Regions from separate parts of the Homo sapiens genome. Here region 2 is linked to region 1. Evidence: chromatin loops called from intact Hi-C (ENCODE). Cell type or tissue: PC-3. All regions are shown on one strand.

Region 1 (5,000 bases):
AATGGGAAATTTTTAACCTTTAGAAAGCTCCCTCAGTGAGTTTGTTCACTTTAAAAAATAAAAAAGTTTCTGTTATTGTATAACATGGTGACTATAGTTAATAACAACATGCTGTATTCTTGATAAATACTGAGAGTGGATGTTAAACGTTCTCAGCACAGAAAATAACTTTGTGAGGTAATGCATATGTTAGTTAGATTTAGTCACTCCACAATACATATATACTTCAAAACATCATGTTGGACATGATAAATATATACAATTATCAGCTTAAAAAATAAAACCCAAAAGCTTAGAAAAGCGGAAAGGATGAAAATTAATGAGCTAAGTAACTTCCACCTTAAGCTATTGATACGGTTTGGCTCTGTATCCCCACCCAAATCTCATCTTGAATTGTAATCCCCCATGTGTCGAGGTGGGGACTTAGTGGGAAGTGATTGGATCATGAAGGTGGTTTTCCTGTGCTGTTCTTGTGGTAGTGAGTTCTCATGAGATCTGATGGTTCTATAAGTGTTGGACAGTTCCTTCTTCACACTCACTCATGGTCTTTCTGACTCCTGCCACCTTGTGAAGAACGTGCCTGCTTCCCCTTCCACCACCACTGTAAGTTTCCTGAGGCCTCTCCAGCCATGCAGTACTGTGAGTCAATTAAATCTCCTTTGTTTATGCATTACCCAGTCTCAGGCAGTATCTTTATAGCAGTGTGAGAATGGACTAATACAGCTATAAAAACAAAATAGAAGAAACCCAAAGAAAATAGAATGAAGTAATAACAGTAAGATTTCATTATTTTATTTTTACATTGCATTAATTCAGAACAGCTTAGTAAACTTTTGATAAAATTTATATGGAAGAGCAATAGGCCAAGAAATAGCCAGTGTACTCCTAAAGAAGAAAAAGAAATTGAAGGAAGGTGTCTGTAAATACCCTAACAGATATTAAGACTTATAAAGCTCTTACTATATAATTATATATTTGGACAAGGAGGACATGGACAGGAATAGTCAAAGTGGCCAGTGAAGCAGAATAGGCATGGAAACACACTGCTATAGAGGGTCCTTGACATGTGACGAAAATTGCACTGCAGAGTGATGGGGAAAGCATTTAAAACAAACAAAAAGTTCTGGGACAATTGGTTGTCCATATAGAAAAAACTATATTGAAGCTACATCCTACACAAAAATCAGTTCTATGTGGTTTAAAAACAGATGTAATAGGCAAACCTTAAACTGACTAAAATTGTAGAATATTTTTCTGACCTCACAATAAAGTTTTTTTAGATATGACACAAAAATTGCTAACCATAAAAATCCTGATAAATTCAGTGATATTAAAACTAAAACCTTTTATAAAAGGATGCTAGAAAGAAAGTGAAAATACAGCTTCTAAAATTAGCAAAAATATTTGTAATCCATATAACTGATAAAGGATTGATGTCCAGGATAGAAAGAACTCTAAAAGAATCAGCGGAAAAATGACAGACAGCCCAATAGAAAGATGAGTGAAAGACATGAGTAGGCATCTCACACAGATACTGAATGGATACACAACCTCATTAGTCATTAAGAAAGTGCAAATGACATCTGGAGTGACATCATTTTATACACACTGGATTGAAAAGAAATGTTTGACAGTGCCAAAGGTTGATGAGGATGTGGAGCTAGGGACATTTATCTAGACATTAGGATGTTGAACACTTGTATTCCTTTTAACCTAGCAATTCCACTTTTAGGAATGTACCCTAGACAAAGCCTTGAACAAATACACTAGAGATCATTTATGAGTGTTCAAGCAGCACTATTCATAACAGCAAAAAAAAATTAGCAACAACCAAATACCCGAAATCTTCCTTGACATGGGGATAAACAAACTGTGACATATATGCATAATGAACAGCATATATCGTGAAAATTAATAAACTAGTGTTTTGTACAACAAGATGTGTGAAACTTAAAACCATAATTTTGAATGGAAAGAAAGTCCCCAAATATAGCAGTCAGTAACTTTGTATGGCTTTAAGGGGAAGAAGGATGTTAAGAAGAATATGCAGATAGGTGTAACAGTATTAATAACTTACTAGTCCTTAAATTGAATAGTGAGTTCTTTGGGGTTCATTTCACTATGAACTTAATAAGATAAATACGGTATATGTATATAGTCTAATATATATCTCCTATTACATGATAAAAATGTAAAAGCACTTGGCAGGAATATTTCCATTTTAGAAATGTAATGAAATTCTATGTATTCTAAGTCAGCTTAACTGTGAGTTGCTGGATTTTGTGGTAGTTATTTCAGAAAATTCTGGTATCCCTTAGAACCTTATGATCCTGGAGAGCCATCTGCTGGAGAGTCGCTGCACATCCTCAAGACGAATTTAATATTTTCTTTCTGGCTTTTAAGTTTTGCACCCAATTTGATGCCCAAGGTAAAAAAAATCTGGAAATAAAAGCAGTGTCATTTCTAGGGCTTCAGTCACTTTATAGGTGGAAACAATGGCTTTTGATTGTTATTGGCATAAGAGTTCCCAGGAAAACGTATGCCTACAAATGTTTCTTCTTTGAGAAAGATGCCACCGGGATGTGTCAGAGCCATTCCCTTCATGGGAGAAGTGGGAGAAAGGCTAATATGCGCTCAGTCCATGCCTGGTGAAGCTACCTTGTTTCTTTTCATGGCATCCTTCTTCTTTTCCACATGGGCTAATTTTTTTTTTTTTTTTTTTTTTGAGATGGAGTCTTGCTCTGTCGCCCAAGCTGGAGTGCAATGGCGTAATCTCAGCTCACTGCAACCTCCGCCTACTGGGTTCAAGCGATTCTCCTGCATCAGCCTCCCAGGTAGCTGGGACTAAGGGCGTGCACCACTACGCCCGGCTAAATTTTGTATTTTTAATAGAGGCTGTTTTTCACCATGTTAGCCAGGATGGTCTCGATCTCCTGACCTCATGATTCACTTGCCTTGGCCTCCCAAAGTGCTGGGATTACAGCCGTGAGCCACTGCATCCGGCCTCTAATTTGTTTACCTTAGATTTAATTTTAAACTTAGTAAAGGGAAGAAAAAGCCACTAAAAGAGAAATTTGACATGTAAAACTCATGAATAAATAGGCAAAAGATGATGATTCAAACTAATCATTGCTATTCCAAAAAGGCAGAAAATACAGGTGAGACTCTATTCTCCTTGAAAGTCAAGATTAGACAGCAGATGTTGGGGAACAGGTGTTCCTACTCTGGATCTTCCTGCCGTCATTGTTGGGATGACACATTCTCAACCAAGGTTTTTTCTATCTTTGATGCATTAGTAACAGCCTGGAAGTGCTAGCTACTTCTGTATCTTCTGGAGATCTAAAAAAGTCAAAGCTGTGATAAAAATGCAGTTAGAGAAACTGAGCACCTTTGGTGGGAACTGCCTATTAAATGACACATGTTTGTAGCAGAGTCAGATTACTAAAATTACTCAGGGTCATAGGGCAAAATTTCTCCCATATATTTTATTGATTTTGTTGAGAGTTAACCCATGGCTCTGGTCCTGAACAAAATGAAGACTCTCGATTTTGGTAACCCTAGACAGAAATATTTGCAATGAATAAAGAAAACAGGTCTGATCCAGAGAGGCAAAAATTCTGGGTTTGCACAAGCTCATTTAAGCCTCTGCTGTGATATTTGAGCATCCAAGGTAGTTTTTTTTTTTTCACCTACCAAGTAACCTGTAAGTAAAACAAAACTTATAAAACTTGTTCCCTGTTAGCTAACAATGTAAGTTTGGAGAATAAAGCCTGAAAAGCCGTTTGAGTCTCTTGGAAGGAAAGCCCCATGTAAGTACAAAGTATCGTCGTGGGCTTTGAACAGCTGTTAAGAGATTGTCAGAGATCTGCCAGACAGATAAAGTTGGCTAAGAGAGGGTACCGTGTAGACACATTTTGTCTGCCTGCCACTTGCAACAGGACATTTCTCTATTTGAGCTATGGACACACTATTTAATATCACTAAGCATCTCTTGGCCATGTGGCACTGTTCTCTGACATTTCTGTTTAATGTTTCTTAGTTTTATTCTCAACTGTTTCAGTTCACCTCAAGCACAGCAGTCAGAAATTGAACCATGTCCCAGTCCCTCTTGCATGCTGAACCATCTAACTGTCTGAACACCTAAGTTAGGGTTTTGGCTGACATCTCATCCAGGTTTTTCACTATTGTTAGGTGTTGGAATTCTTGACAGTGGACATGCTAGCAGGAGCATCAGATTAATCCCGAGTGACTTGATCTCGGTAAGGATGCTATGGAAAAATCCATTAGCTCCATGGCAAGGAGCCCGTCGTTCCTGTCTGTGCATGCTGGACTCAGTGGGACACGTCTTCTAAAGAGATGCTGGTTCAACAAGAGTGAAAAGGAATTTTTCATAATGTGGATTATGTGTTTGGGAGTGGGAACAGTGCAGTTTGTTGGGAGGATTTTGACTGTCAAGAGAGATGGTTACTTAGAAACCATTCTTCCTGCCCATTTGCTGCTAGGGTTGCTGTTAGTGTTTGGGGTTGTGATGTAATCAGTGCCATGTCAACTTGTGAAAAAGAAGTGTTGGTTATGAGGATGAACTTTCCAATTCTAGGTAACATGACTAGAAGGAACTTTTCAGGCTGAGCTCTCTGAATCTTCCTTTCCTGGATTGCAATGTTTTTAGAGATTGTCAGAACAAATATAACTTTACATCTTTGAGCATTATCACTGGTTATTGACATAGGACATGTTTCTACTATGCATAGTAAACCAAGATCAATTATTTCCTTCTTTCTTTCTTTTTTTTTTTTTTTCTTGAGATGGAGTCTTACTCTGTTGCCCAGGCTGGAGTGCAGTGGCGTAATCTCGGCTGACTGCAACCTCTGCCCCCTGGGTTCAAGCGATTCTCCTGCCTCAGCTTCTTGAGTAGCTGGGACTACAGGCATGTGCCACCATGCCTGGCTGATTTTTGTATTTTTAGTAGAGACAGGGTTTTACCATGTTGGCCAGGATGG
Region 2 (5,000 bases), 360 kb before region 1:
TGAACCCAATGGATAACAAAATTTTTTAATTATGAAAGCATATTTTATAAAATATGAAAAATAAAGAGGAAAACACACAAAATTCTATCTTAAGATGACTTCATTTTCACTATTCCCTTTGTCTTTTACTATCTACTTATACATAACTAAAATTTAAAATAGTTTTCATTCTTGATTTTTCATTTTGATTACAAGAACCATAAACACTTATCATGCTTTTGTATAGACTTCATAATTATATTTTTAAATGACTATATAACATTTCAACAAACATGTCTTAATTATTTAATTATGTTTCAATTGGAAAAATTTAGGAAATTTCCAATTTTTCCACTATTATATATATATCACTACAAAAAAAACTTACACACACATAAACACACACACACACACACACATTTTCTTCCTAAACCCTAAATTAATTCACTATACTAGATAGCCAGATATTGGATTAACTTTCTGGGCCACAGGACACGAATACTTAAGATTCTTGGAAGTACTGGTGAAATGTAATCCTAACAACCTCTATTTACATCATCAAAAACATAATTAAGTCTAAGTTTTACCCAACCCTCACCAAAATTAGATAATATGATTGTTTCAGCAATAATAGTTTTTAAATGGATGCATCTTATTGTTATTTCAATTTGCATTATCTTGGTTACTGGCAAAACTTATTTAGTTTGCTTGCTGATAAACTGTACTTCCTCTTTTGTAGAGTCTTATTCATGTCCTTTGAACATTTCTAGACTTGGATCTGTGTTTTCTTATTAATTTATAGAGATCTTTATATTTAAAAATTAATGCTTTACTAGCATCTTCGTTTCATATGTTCTTACTGTGTGTTGTTTGCCTTTTAATTCAGGATTCTTTGCCCCCTGATCTAGATCCTCTAATTTCCTCCATGGACTGACTGTGCTAGTGATGCTCATTCGTTCAATACACATTGACCGGGTTTGTACTTGGCTCAGGGAGCTGTCCAGGCTGAAGTGTCCCCAGGTCTCCCGAAGCCTCCATAGCTGCTGCACCACTGGGTTAGTGGGCCTACGCTGTCAGAAGGATGCCCAAAGACTGCTATAAGAGAGGAACACACTTGGGTTCATGTTGGGAGTTCCCTGCCCTGCAAGAATGACTGGAAGTTGAAAGATTCTGCAGCCAGGGCTTTATTGTGCATTTGCTCCTATCAAGCACAGGGCCGGGAATATTCCTGAGATCCATTGACTGCCTCAGCCCTAACAACTTGGCTGTGAAAACACACTATCAATTTTAGCTGCAGGGTGGAAGTCAATCTATGAGAACGAAGTGTTTGTGGAGCTACATGGGTGATTTCTAAGTCCCTGGGAATCTCTCAGGCTGGTGGGTTGAGGCTGTTCTGTATAAATTTGTGCAGAAGAAATGGATAGTTCGTTTGTTCAGGGAGGAGTGTCCAGTCAAAAATCAGTACTAAGAGCCTGTTGACTGTTCATGTGGTGGCATCCGACAGCTCCAGGATTATCTTCTCCTCAGTGATCAGGATCCAAGAATGAGGCAAGTCTTCTCTCTTCCCAGAGGGCATACTAAGTTGCCCAAGAAAACTCATTTGTCCTGGCTCAATCAAAAGAGGAACCTTGGAGCAGTCTAAGGACTGGAGTGTTCTAATTATTTGTAAGTAAGCAAGGATGGTAAGACGAATACAGGAGTTGGAGTAAATCAGCCAAAAAGTTTACCACAGTTCATGAATGCTTTCCTACAGTTGCCTCCTGACTGGTCAATAGAAAGTCGCATGTAAATACTCATGTTCACCTTTGTCCAGACCTAGTGAAGACCTCAGCTTCTACAGCTGGATCCCAGGCCGAAGGGTAGATGTTTGTGAAATGTCAAAGGGTTTCTTCCCACATGAGCCTGTTGAAGTCTTGTATTCATTCAAGTCTTCTAACATATGTTAGTGTAAAGTTTGAAGTATTAATTATATAAGTCACATATATTAACTTTTTAAAATTAATTATAATACACAGTTCAATTGTTCCCCTTGGAATATCACCAAGCCACTTGTATATAAGTCATTGGCCTAGAAGAGCAGCTTAAATCATGCAAAACAGGACAGAAACATCATATTAATATCACAGTTTTAAAAATAACAGAGCCAGCGGGGCATGGTGGCTCATGCCTGTAATCCCAGCACTTTGGGAGGCCAATGCAGGTGGATTCACCTGAGGTCAGGAGTTTGAGACAAGCCTGGCCAACATATGAAACCCCATCTCTACTAAAAAAAAATACAAAAAATTAGCTGGGCATGGTGGCGGGCGCCTGTAATCCCAGCTACTCAGGAGGCTGAGGCAGGAGAATCACTTGAACCCAAGAGGCAGAGGTTGCAGTGAGCCGAGATTGCGCCATTGCCCTCCAGACTGGGCGACAAGAGCAAAACTCTGTCTAAAAAATAAAAATAAATTTAAAAAAAAGAGTCATGATCAAAAGCAATATTTTTATGAAGCAATATAATGGATTTCCGTACTAACGTTAAGCAAAAAAATTTTTTCTTCCTTAAAATTTTCTACTCATGCACCCTGGCATACCTGCACAGTAAGCTGAGGAGGATCCTTTTTTTCTGACTTCATTTCTACAATGGCTATGTTAGGTTTCTTTACTCCAGTTTCTACTTTTCGAGATGATGGAGGAATAGAAGTAGTCACAGTTACAGGGTGTGGCTTGCTGACAATCACTCCAGCAGGTGGCATGGTATCACTATTACTTTGGGTTTGTCCTAAGAAGTTTAGGAGAAAAAATAAGTCAACTAGTTCAGAAAAAAAGGGAAAAGTCTAATATACCATCTGGATCTTAATGGCTATATTCTCATATTTAAAAAAGCCCTATCTGACAATCACCCCTCCCTCCATCATCAGCACTGTCGACATACTCACCATACCCAGTGACTTTTATTAAGCACTTATATGTACTCAACGCTTCACATCACTATCTAATTTAAACCTCAAAATAAAGGCTAATAGAAAGCTATTAATACTATCCACATTTTAAAATGTCAAAAACTTTCACTTCCAAAGTCCCACTTGACTTCTACATATCAAAGTAAAGAGGGGTAGTACAGTGTACTTGTTGAAAACACAGACTATAAAGCCAGACTGCCTCTGCCTGGGTTTGAATCCTGGCACCATTCTAGCTGTGTAGCCTTTGACAAATTATGTAACCCTTTTGTGCTTCAGTTTTCTTAGCTATACAATTTGTATATTACCATGTGCTTTATAGGGTGGATTAAATGAGAGAATATATGTAAAGTGCTCAGAACTGTACCGGGCACACAGTAAGAACTTTAAAAGTGTGAGCTATTTTATTACTAGGAGATATGTTTAAACAGAGAGCTATTATGTTGACATGAAATTAACCCATAATATCAAAAATAAAAAAGTCTCTTACATTAAAAAATATTCATACTTAAATTGTTAATCAAAACAAAAGAACAGCAATGACACTAAAGGGAAAAAAGAGCTAATTAGACTTGAACAGCTGGTGTGAGGACAAAAATGATCTGTTCAATTTTTAACATGAAGACTCAGAGAGAAGGCAAATAAGTAAATAAACAACTATTGGCTTAGATTACACACCCACACAGCTTTCACTTATGATAGCCTAGTTCAAAAGTACAAAAAAAAGTACCTTAATACTTCCCCAAAGACATAATGATATTAACAAGATAATCAAACTTATTGAATTATTATGAATGTCCATGACATATTTAAACTTTCTTTTTTAAGAGACAGGGTCTTGCTGTGTTGTCCAGGCTGGAGTACAGTGGCATAATCATTGCTCACTGCAGCCTCAAACTCCTGGACTGAAGGGATTCTCCTGCTTCAGCCTCCAGAGTAGCTAGGACTACAGGTGTTAGCCATCAAGCCCAGCTAATTTTTTTTTTTGAGACAAGGTCTTGCTATGTTGCCCAGGCTGGTCTCAAACTCTTGGTCTCAAGCAATCCTCCCATCTCGGCTTCCCAAAGTACTGTGATTAAAGGCATGAGCCACTGTGCCCAGCCAAAATATTGTTTAAAATTTCATTTCATCTACAATAATATAACATACCAAAAGAATTTTTCCTATTGGTGAAACTACAGCAGGAACCCATCATTTCAGAGATTGCTATTACACAGCATAAAATACATTGTGAGGCCTTCCCCACAAAAACAAATAACATTTACAAGAAAAGGTAGATGACTATCATGTTAGTACCATTTTGTAAGTTCTGCTACTGCTGATAAGAATTTAAAATTCAATGGCTGGGCACGGTGCCTCACGCCTGTAATCCCAGCACTTTGAGAGGTTGAGGTGGGTGGACTGCTTGAGTCCAGGAGTTCCAGACCACTCTGAGCCACACAGTGAAACCCCGTCTCTAATAAACACACAAACAAACAAATAAATAAATAAAATAAAATCCATCCCACATATTTTGTTGATTCTTACCTAAAAGAATTGCCATAGGAATCAGATGACCTTCCAATGTACCTGAAAAAGTAGGCATTTCTCTACTTGGGCTGAACAAATATTGCTGATCGCCATGAGGTAACACAGGAACAGAATGTTTCATTTTAGAATCCATCTTCTTAGGTTTTGTTGCATAGAAGTCAGTCTGTGTTCTTATTGACTTTACCTTAGTGCCTATAATAATCACCAATGGCAGATATTTTAAAATATTGTTAGAATATCTACTATCCAGACATCTAGAAATACAACAGCTCTTCACAGAAAAATCTTAATTCTATATAAGGTTACAAGGCCCCAAAACAGAAGTAATATATAGACCAGAGGTAGCAAACTTCTTAAATGGCCAGACAGTAAATATTTGTCTGGCAGGCCACGTGATCTCAGCTGTAATGACTCAGTTCTGCTGTTGTGTCATGAAAGAAGCCATGGACAATATATACATGAATGAACACAGTTAGAGGCAAATGAAACTTTATAAAAACAGGCAGCTCACGTGTAGGCCACAGTTGCCAGCCCCTGAATAGACATACAACT

Evidence for each region. A loop is a pair of places that touch in the nucleus more often than their neighbours do. Peaks named below come from ENCODE experiments on the same cell type or tissue, not always from the same donor. Only the 100,000 strongest peaks of a DNase experiment are listed, where the experiment ranks them.
Region 2: a loop joins it to region 1, with 7 times the contacts of the local background. A loop is called at or near these places in 4 of 110 quality-filtered maps.

The regions. Positions count from the first base shown.
Region 1 is chr14:58,105,489-58,110,488 of GRCh38, reverse strand. The region is part of intron 4 of ARMH4 (armadillo like helical domain containing 4); the gene reads left to right. Among named protein-coding and RNA genes, the nearest start is that of ARMH4, 44 kb to the left of the region's middle. In PC-3, a CTCF peak has its summit at 2,359 (motif pointing left); DNase peaks (open chromatin) are centred at 2,338 and 3,258; H3K27ac peaks cover 1,174 bases; H3K27me3 peaks cover 819 bases.
Region 2 is chr14:58,465,475-58,470,474 of GRCh38, reverse strand. KIAA0586 reads right to left here. Exons shown (of 31, transcript NM_001329943.3): 15 at 4,446-4,640; 16 at 2,553-2,740. Among named protein-coding and RNA genes, the nearest start is that of KIAA0586, 40 kb to the right of the region's middle. In PC-3, a CTCF peak has its summit at 2,727 (motif pointing right); a DNase peak (open chromatin) is centred at 4,864.